2 separate regions of the Mus musculus genome follow, and region 2 is linked to region 1. A link is a loop called in an ENCODE intact Hi-C map of the cell type or tissue named here. Cell type or tissue: left cerebral cortex. All regions are shown on one strand. Region 1 overlaps Vav2 (vav 2 oncogene). Region 2 overlaps Rxra (retinoid X receptor alpha).

Region 1 (5,000 bases):
AAATGTTCCAAAAGATCATGGAACTGTCTTGCCAGGCCTGGTCCAGGTCACTATAGCCCAACAGTGGTAGCATCTGGGTGGGGGTTGAGTTTCCTCTGAGGAAGCTCAGGTTTCATCCAGAATGTTTAAACAGCCTGGGCAGCATCCAGGGGCACAGAAGAATGGCAGTAACCCCTGGGCTTCTTGATCATTCAGGCTTGGTGCTTAGCTCGGCACCTCTACGAACTGTGGATGGAAAGCACTTGGTTCTCTGAAAGTGGGCTCTAAATCAACCTTGGGAGGCAGCCAAAGAGGCGCAGACCCAGCTTGCTGGGAGGATACAGACTGCAGACGTGGCTGAGTCCGACATACTCACCTGGTCCTGCTCCAGGAGCATCCTGTGAGAACAAGGACAGATGTTAGGGAAGGTGTTGCACTTCTGGGCCCCACATCAGTACCGCCCTATGACATGAGTGTCAGGCCATGCCTCCAGTAGATAACTGCAACGCTATTTCCCTCTCCTAACATCTGTCATACCCAACCCTGGGCTCCTCAACCCCACTCTACAACCCCAATTCCCACCTCCCCAAGGACGCCTCCCTGACCATCTCCCAGCCTCTGTTCTGGACACGCCTTGGTCGGCACGACTAAGTGCTGTATGGCAGCGGCATCTCCATGCCCTTGTGGGGCTCAGTGAGCATCCATTCAAGGCTGGATAACAGGGCTGGATCAACAGCTTTCAGGAGACATGGCTTACGTCCTGTAATGACTTCAGTGATTACATGCCCATGGGCATGCTGTACCACGGAGGTGCAGCTGCAGTTGGAGAGCACTAGGGAGATAGAGTGGGTGAGCTGCTAAGACACACGCCAGCTACTGAGCCACCAGGGGAGCTTGCACAGAGTCCTACGTTTCCTATGTTTCTAAGCTGCCAGAGTCCTAAGCAATAGGAAGAGCTGGGAGCACTCACCACATCTGCAGGTGAACCTGTAAAGGAAGCAGATCAGGGGTCAAAGTAGAAGCCTTGACAGAGAGATGGCCTTCACAGTATGCATTCCCCCGACTGGAGGGCTGGCTGACCTTCAGAGGCTGATCATAGACACATATAGACCCAGCCTCGTACCTATGAAAGTTACCTTGACAGCATATTCTGACTTCCGGCTCTAAGGAGCCATGGGGAGCTCGCAGACCGGAAGTCGTACATGAGAAAGCCTGGGCTTCTCTACACAGGCCAACTCTGAATGGTGACAACTGCCAGAGTCACCTGATGGTGCCTGGGGCTCACAGGACAATTTCCATACCTTGTTGGTGATACCTGCCACAGGTAGGCGATACAGAGGTGGATGTACAGGTCCCCTTTGCTATCATCCTCTAAGACAGTCCCACACACCCAAGGACACTAGTCACTCAGCTATCATGTGGGAGGGAAGACATACCCCAGTCATTGGTAGGTGGTCCTTCCTCCTCAGCATGGGTCAAAACAAGGGTCATTACAGCTACAGTGTATGACTGGGGGATCTCAATAACCCCAACTATTGTGGCTGAAGACTGCTCTGGGAACATCTGAGTTTTTTACAAACTCTTTCACACATGATGGTGGGTAGCAATGTTCCACAGGATGGCAACACAGCTTTTGCTCTGCCCAGAGAAGGACTCTCCATGGAAAGGCTCTCAGGAGGGGCTGGTATCTCCCTAGGGGCATCTGGGCTCCCATGGGGGCCACACAGTCCATCTACTTTAGTTGTGGTATTGCTGCAGTTCACAGGGGAAAACTAACCAACGCTTAGCCTTAGAGCAGATCAGAGGGAACATAGCTTGGAGAGCAACAGCATTCCCTACCAGAGGACCGATGGAGCCATGGGTTACATCCTAGCATGTGTGTGTGTGTGTGTGTGTGTGTGTGTGTGTGTGTGTGTGTGTGTGTGTCTAGACACTGGGACGATGTCTAGAGCCAGCCAGGGGTTGTAATGACCACTGTAATGATCAATGACCCCACTGATATAAGAAGGAAATGCCCAACGTGCCTGTTGGTGCCTAAAGGAACTCTGACTCGTCCCTCCACCTTCTTTTCCTTCTCTACATTTCAAACTTCTTCTACAGGTAATAAGTATCTTAATCATTAAGATAGGGGCAGAGGGAAGGCCGGGTGTGGTGGCGCACGCCTTTAATCCCAGCACTCGGGAGGCAGAGGCAGGCGGATTTCTGAGTTCGAGGCCAGCCTGATCTACAAAGTGAGTTCCAGGACAGCCAGGGCTACACAGAGAAACCCTGTCTCGAATAAAGAAAAGGAAAAAAAAAAAAAAAAAAGAGGAGGGAGTAACTCTGAAAATGTATTTTCTAAAAAGAAAGAAAAAGAACAAAAAGAAAACCTAAAATATGCCTAAACATTGTCTTCAGTTACTTCTGTGGCTTTGTTTGTGCATCCTGAGACAGCGTCTCACAGAGCCTAGGCTGGCCTCAAGCTCACTCTATAACCAAGGATGTTTTTGACCCCGATCCTCCTGCCTCCACCTCCTGAAGGTACTCTGCCTACTAAGTTACACACACTCACCCACCATGCTTTTATGTCTAAACAAGCTCATTGACCACACTGCTTCTCCTCTGTTGAGACAGAGTCTTGCTTTATAGCCTTGGTTGGCTTCAACCACGAGTTGTGTGTGCCTCTGCCTTCTGAGTGCTGGAATTAAAGGTGTGTGCCACCATGCCCAATCCTATATCCTTTTGTTTACTTTCTGCCTTAATTCTTTTAATTCTATATTAATAACTAAGTTTGTTAACTTTTAGAATCGAAAAAAGTAGGAAGCAACTATGGCAGTTGCCGTGCATGAGGGGCTCATGGCCACAAGAGGGCGACATTGACCAAATCAAAGCTACTGTCAAGACCCAATTTCTGGGGCTGATCTGGACCAGAGAGACCAAGGTGACAGGGTGTATGCTCAATAGCCAGATAATGATCCCAGGACTCTGTCAAGCACGGGAGGACTGATCCATACTGCACAGAGGGCTGATACAAAGCTGTCCTGCTAGAAGAAATTCTGTCACAGCTCAGCCCCGGGGACTCAGAGTGAGCTGGCCTCTGGTTGGTGGTTCCTGTGTTAGTGCAGTATGTCCCCAGTGGTGGCAAGGACAGGGACCTCCCATTTGAAGCACAGAGAATGGATCCTGGCACTCAGCAGGATCTACTACTTATACAGAGCTGTGAGGCCCTGACACCTCTCAGAACTGTCATCGGCTTTTGGCGAGCACTAGTCACTATGAGATGGAACACCATTTACAAAACTCCAAACGCATTCCCAAATCACACACTCCTAGCCTCCGCGGTCGAGTTCCTGTGCCTGGCACCAGCGAGGCTCGGCCTCAAGCCACCTCATCTGAAAAATGACATGAGAACAAGCACATAGTGCCAGAGCCAGGAGCGGGGCCACTTATGACAGAAGCCTGCATTCCTGCTGAGAACACCCTGGGACCAGGGTGTGGGTGTGGGGCAGAGATGGAGGAGACGGACGGAAAAGTCACAAGAACTTTGGTGAGGAGTTACAGCTATAGCTTTTGATCATCCCTTCCCTTGGCCTCAGTGCCTCTCAGGTGTGTCCCTTGGATTAAAAGGCAGACATGAACAAGTGGTCCTCACGATGAGGAGCAGCAGCGGGGCCCATCTCCACACACTGCCGAGTACTCACTCATCTTGCAGGGGGGGATCACCTCCAGGCATTCCTTGTGTGCCCCGACGCCACATCTGGTACACAGGTATCCCTGGTAGAAGGTACCCCTGTGTGTGGGAGGGTTGGGGTGAGGTGGGGCACAGCTCCCTGCATGCTCAGCCAGTCATCACGATGGCTGACAGTCCATCCCGGAGCATCTGACCACCCTGGCCTGGCCCCTCACTCCATGGTCCCCAGCAGGGGACCCGACCCTCCAATAGCCATGGCTGCTGACCCCCGTAGTTATCATCCTGGTTCTTTGAGACATTACATGGCACCAAGGTGGGGTGGTCAGGTGCCACGGTGTCACAGGGCAGCTACACAGTGGATTCTGGAGCCCAGGGTTGGACAGACAGAAGACACCTACCTGAGAAACATCTTGCAGGCTTTGCAGTTGGTAGTCTTGTCGAATGTGTACATCTGGAAGCTATGATGGTTGGCATTGGCCTTATCTGGCTTGATGTTTGACCTGGTGGAGGAGAAAACTGGTGATCCATGGCCAGGCACTCCCTAAGCCCACAAATACAGCGACAACTGCATGAGGAGCCTGGCTACACACACCAGGAATCTGCGCTCCAGCCTGGCTCTCCCTAAGATGGGCAGGGGGCAAGACTGAGGGTTAGGGAGGGGCTCAGGCCTGAGTGCCCGCGGGGTGAGCACCCTGCAGAGGTTATTAAATGGCCCAGGAGTGTCAAGCTTAGCAGGTGAAGGCAGTTGTCCCTCCTGGTCTATAGTTTACCTATAATCCATTGTAGACTGATAACATTACATGGAAAACCTCAGAACTGAGCAGCTTGTTGTGAGCCAGGACATGGCTCACCCTCTGACACTATACATGAATCAGTGGTCACTCAGTGGCCAGCTGGTATCAAGTCAACTGTCACCAACACAGTGCTTGCTTTCCAGTGACTTGGACTGTACATAGGCCCCTGTGCAAGTGTAAAGATTGGCCATTCATTAAAACCCATCGGACAACCATCTAGTGACTAGTTCTCAGGTGTTACTTGTTCTTACACACTGCCCCCTGCCATAGGTCCGAATGCTGAGGAACTGTCGTGCACATAAGGTTTGTCCTTTGTACCTAAATCTCACCACGTGGAAAGTCTCAAGGAGTGGTATGTTCCCCAGAAATCCCCAAACCCATAGGGCCTCTAGAGCCAGTGGCACACACCACTCCCACCCCCTTAGCCCCTCTGCTCTATGTGTTGGGGTGCCCCCTCAACAACATGGGGCACTTCCTAGACTTCCAAGCCAAGTCACAACCTAGCTGTCAAGTCTGAGGTTCTGCCCATCTAGCAGGACACCGGATGCCTCTGTCAA
Region 2 (5,000 bases), 470 kb after region 1:
TCTGTCCTTGGGGACATGCCCTCAAGGGAGCACTTGCTGGGAGTAGCTGATACAGCATACCCTCTGGAGGACAGGTCCTTGAGTGGTAGATCTGGGGTGGGCCTCGGCCAGAAGGTGGACCTGAGGCTGTATGAGCCTCTCAGGAGCTGAGCTCAGCCCTGAGTGCACTCTTTCTCAGTGCTATTCCTGGTGATGGGCACTGTTAATGATCTCTGGGTATGAGCTCCCATCTCCTGAAATGGACCACCAGATAAACAGGTAGTCCCTGGCTTTGGTCAGCATGAGCTTGGGAGCTGGTACCTGACCCAGTGTTGGGTGGTGAGCATGGCTCCATGTAGAGATATGTTCAGACTGACGCCTGAGCATGGACAGATTAGGTACTGTGTGCCAGCAGAAGGGAGTAGTGTCTGTGAAAGCCAAGGCTACTAGCACACCTGGCATGTGGCGGGCACTAGAGTTCTGACCCCAGAGAGGGACTCTCTAGCTCTAACATGACCCTTCTACCATTGCTCCAGTGGTTAACCTTGGGTGCTGGCATTCAGATTACAGCTGCCTGAGCTTCCAGAGGTGTGGGCATTGTACATGATGTCCCCTAATCCCAATGGAACAGTAAATCTTGAGGTAGGGAGTCTGGAGTCGTCTAGGTCTTACTATGTACTTCCTGTGGGTGGGGCACTGAGCACCCCCTCTCCAGTCCTTGTCCCCCCATGCCTTTGCCTAACGCTACCTGTCTTGCACAGAAGTAGAAGTGGGGTGCAGAAAAGAGAACTCCACTGCAGCCCGCTCTGTTCCTTGGGCTACACTGTGTGACACCTGAGAAATGCTTTACCCATTCCACTGGAGAGATGCACCCCCGTGCCTCTTTGTTCCAGCTGGATTTTTGAGTATTCAGTATAAGCCCTGTGAAGCTCTGTCTTGCCCTAAACAAAGAAGCCATGCAACTTGGCCCCTTGGGCTGCACGTATATCTGTGTGGCAGCTCTAAGATGTCTGGAGGTCCTTAGGCCCGGTGGGCACTGCCATTCCATGTCTGGTCCTTGGCTGGGGGAAGGGACTTTTTCTTGCCTACCTGAGACCTATCCTATTTCCCAATGCCTGTGGCCGTAGTCCACAGCCCTGCTCTTGAGATGGTTGGCCCTAGAGTATCCTGGGAGCCCACTGTGCAGGGGTCTTTGAGGATTCCCAAGAGCTGGTCCCTACTTCTACTTGCTTTTAGGTATTGGACACTGCCCCCACCCCACCCTGGGATCTGGACCAGTCCCAGACTGAATTAATATTTGATTCCTTCTGTTCTCCTGGGCTAACCACTAGGAGAGTTCTATGAGTAGTGGGTGGGGCTGTTGGCTGTAAGAGTTGAATAGTCTGACAGCCTTTGGAGAAGTTGTGAGGCCGGTTGCCAACACAGGGCCTTTGGCCCAGAGAACGCAGGACGTGCACCGTCGGCTCCCGTGCTAGCTCAGCCCCCAGGTACCCAGCCCCGGTGAGCAGCAGTCATTAAGCCTTGGAGCTGGAATCTAATGATCTCTGTCTTCCAGGCTTGGTCACACATAACCCAGGGAACCGAGACGGGTGTAGAGGTGCTGTGAGGAGGGAACTGACCACAAGAAGGCTGTGTCTCCCTGTGGGGTGGCCCTGCCCTGGGAAAGGCACCCTGTCTTCAGGCTGATGAAGGATACTGCAGGCTGATAGCATCTATGTTGGGCAATAGCAGGGGCCTGCGTGTGCAAGCAGCCACGGGGACTTGTTTGGCAGCATTCCCCAGCTGGGGGTAGGCAGTGCCCTTCTCAGGCTGGGCCTGGACCTGTTGGCTGGGGCAGGTGGTGGTAGGGCTGGGGGCCCTGCAAGTGTGATGATCTGCAGGCTGGAGAGGCTGCACACTACACACCCCATCCTCAGCTCCCTTCCCCTGAGGCCTCTTTGCATTTCCTTCCTGACTCTCTTAGCTTCCTGCACCCTGTTCTCTGGCTCTGGAGCACTTGGGTGCGGAAATGGCAGTTTCGTGTGTGTGTGTGTGTGTGTGTGTGTGTGTGTGTGTGTGTGTGTGTGTGAGAGAGAGAGAGAGAGACAGAGACAGAGACAGACAGACAGAGACAGGGGTGTACCCACCATTTCTGCTATAGGGAAATGGCCCTACCTTAGTTGTTTCTCTGGGCTTAGGTCTTTACCTCTCTGGGCCTGGTGTCTCCATCTGAACATGGGGCTTCAGTAAACAGTTTGTGGGACAGAGCAGAAGACAGCTCAAGCTCAGCTGGTAGTGAGGTTGGAGCATGGTGACCACTGTGTATTTTTGTGTTGTTTGTGCATGATGCATGCCTGTCTGTGTCTTCACTCTTCTTGGGACTTGCCCCAGACTTGTCCTTGAGGGAGGGAATATCATACCCTGAGCTTGGGACCTTGGGAAGAAGCCGTCCAACACTGCCTGGGTATTCAGAAGGGGCAATAAGGCCAGTGTTGATAGAACCTGGTCCTGCCTATTCCAAGGCCCAGCTCTGGGCTTTTAAGGGGACAGAGGAAGGCCACAGTTTCTGGCAGAGCCCCAAACTTGGGAAGCATTAGGATCTGGGATAGCCATTTGCCTCTATATCCTGTTCAGGTCCCTCAGTTCTGCTTGTGCCCAGTGGCTGAGCAGTACCCCAAACACTCCACTTTTGACTGTGTGTCCTAAGTGGGAGCCAGGTGTGCTGGAGGAGGGTCATCTCCTGCTCAGCCTGCATCTGGATCTTGGGAGGGCTGAACCACAGGCTTCAGGCACCACCAGCAGGCTGAGGGAATCTCAGTCTGCGGCAGCCACCTCCCCCGCAAGGCCTGCGCGGGCTTGGAAGGATAACGAGGCTCTGTATTTACAGACGCCTCCCGCCCGAGGCTTCCGGGCGCCAGTGGAGCATAAGTCAAACATGAGTGTGTCTAAAAGGTGATTGAGCTGGCAAAACATAAATCCCCTACTCCCTCTGCCCCCTCCGCTGTCTATAAATAAAACGATAATATTTATAACGATGCCGCCCTGAGCTGCTGGGGCCTTTGGAGGCTTCAAAGTGCTTCACAAAACATTTGCTAATTAATTCTCAGCTGCCCCCGCATGGGAGGCAGGTGTGAGGAGCCCCTCACCCGCCCATGGCCAAGCTCTCAGGGATAACTGGCTGCGGTGAGGGCCTGCCTTCTGGGTTGCCTCCTTCTGGGCTTCCCATATCCCAAGGCTGTCTCTGTGAGCAAGGAAGTCCCTTACTGGGGAATGAAACTGGGCCAGCAGGGTGGGGCCCAGCCTGCTCAGGTACTTCTTTCAGGGTCCCCTGAAGGGCAGACTCTGCATTGACATTTTACAGGAAGTGGGACACAGAGATGCTAGAGGAATTGCCCAAAGTACCACATCTGCTCAAGGTATACCGCTCATTCCAGAGCCTGCCGTTTGCTGTGGCACTTGGCCCTCAGAGTCTGTTTTTCCCATCTGGGAAGGTGAGGCTGTTGAGTTGACATTGTCCTAGCCTGAGGTGGAAGAAGAGTTTTGTCATCTGGCTTTGGGATAGGGTGGCTGCCTGACCCTGGCTACAATTGGTCTGTTCAGGTGTCTCTCAGTGGGGCTGCTTAATATTGGTGGGCTGAGTGGCCAGAGCCCTCAGTGACTTGTGGAGTGACCCTAACACAGATGCACTGGCAGCCACATGGAGGGCCTGTAGAAGCCCAGCTGGGAAGGGATGGAGTCTGGCAGCCTTTTGCAGCCCCCATAGACTGGGCACCATCTGCCCATGGCATTCAACTCTACACCAGCCCCAACCTGCTGTCAGATTTTCCAAAAGAGCCAAGCTTGCAAAACACCAGCCTCTGCCCAGTTCCTCAGCCCAGCTGGTGTTCTGCAGGCGTCAGATCAGCCTCCCATCCTTGGCTTGTTCACAGGTAGAAAGTCTCTGCTACAACCAGGTCATTGGGTTTGGGGAGCTTGGCCCCCAACGTGGGAGAACCCCAGCGCAATGGTATTGGTGGGCCCAGCAAGGAGCGGTAGCCAGGGGATTAAAAATGTCACTCAGAATCGATGCAGAGCTGTGGCAAGAAAGGGAGCCCAGTGGGATCCTGGGAGGACTGAGGGGAGATGGGCAGGGAGAGAAGTCTCCTCCCTGGGAGGTGGCTGCTGGGAGCTATGAAGCCCTCCCCCCTTCAGCCCTCCCCACTTCAGCCCTCCTGTTGGCCCTGTGATTTACTCTGTAAGCCATTCAAGGAGGTTGTAGGCCAGGAGGTAGGTCTGATTGTAGAGCAGGAGGCTGGTGCTGCCCTGCTCGTGAGCTCCTGATGCTGCTGAGCTGTGTGCTCTACCATCTGGGAACTCAAGGGTTAGGAGAGCTCTGACCAAGGTCCTGAGATAGCAGCACCAGGAAGATCCCTTGGGCCACACACACCCTTGGGCTCTCTGAAAGGCGCCCTCCTGGGGCACTGGTCTGGAGAGGAGGTCATCCAGGTCTCCACCTCGCCTGCTGCAGGAACCCAGAATGGAGAGAGGGGCATGTTGGCTGTCCAGGCAGGAACAGAATAGAGTAGGTTCACAGGAGCTGTTAGAGGTGGGTGGGAGGAGAAGGCACGCTCACTCTGTTGCTCCCACCTGAGGCTCTGCACTGGACCTGCTTCCCAGAGGTCAGCCTGCCCACCCCACTAGTTCTTTTCCTTCCATGAGAGCCAGGCTGCTCACAGCTATATGGGGGCTCTTGTCTGGGGTGTGAAGCAGGGTGGGCAGTCCCAAGGCCTGTGGCATCATGGAGGAAGGGGACCAAGCTATGGGCTGTGTGAGGTCGGAGTGCTTCTTGGCAGAGGCAAGGATGGAGAGCATGGGACATTGGGTGCCTTCACCTTTGCCCAGTGTGTCTCTGAGTGTGACTGTCTATTGCTGTGGATGACCACTGTCATCACCTCAGTGGTCACCTGTTTGTCACAGTCACCCATCCTGCCCCTGATCAAGAGAACGTCCTGTACTCTCCTGCGTACTTTTATACGTTGTTCCAGTGAATTGGTTTCTTCATT

Evidence for each region. A loop is a pair of places that touch in the nucleus more often than their neighbours do. Peaks named below come from ENCODE experiments on the same cell type or tissue, not always from the same donor. Only the 100,000 strongest peaks of a DNase experiment are listed, where the experiment ranks them.
Region 2: a loop joins it to region 1, with 3.0 times the contacts of the local background. A loop is called at or near these places in 3 of 42 quality-filtered maps.

What each region holds. Positions count from the first base shown.
Region 1 is chr2:27,278,242-27,283,241 of GRCm38, forward strand. It overlaps Vav2 (vav 2 oncogene), which reads right to left. Exons shown (of 28, transcript NM_009500.2): 16 at 4,048-4,149; 17 at 3,660-3,748; 18 at 950-966; 19 at 356-377. Among named protein-coding and RNA genes, the nearest start is that of Sardh, 33 kb to the left of the region's middle. In left cerebral cortex, CTCF peaks have their summits at 859 and 2,817 (motif pointing right); DNase peaks (open chromatin) are centred at 835 and 2,836.
Region 2 is chr2:27,743,310-27,748,309 of GRCm38, forward strand. The region is part of intron 4 of Rxra (retinoid X receptor alpha); the gene reads left to right. Among named protein-coding and RNA genes, the nearest start is that of Rxra, 69 kb to the left of the region's middle. In left cerebral cortex, a CTCF peak has its summit at 2,733; DNase peaks (open chromatin) are centred at 2,814 and 3,763; H3K27ac peaks cover 1,248 bases.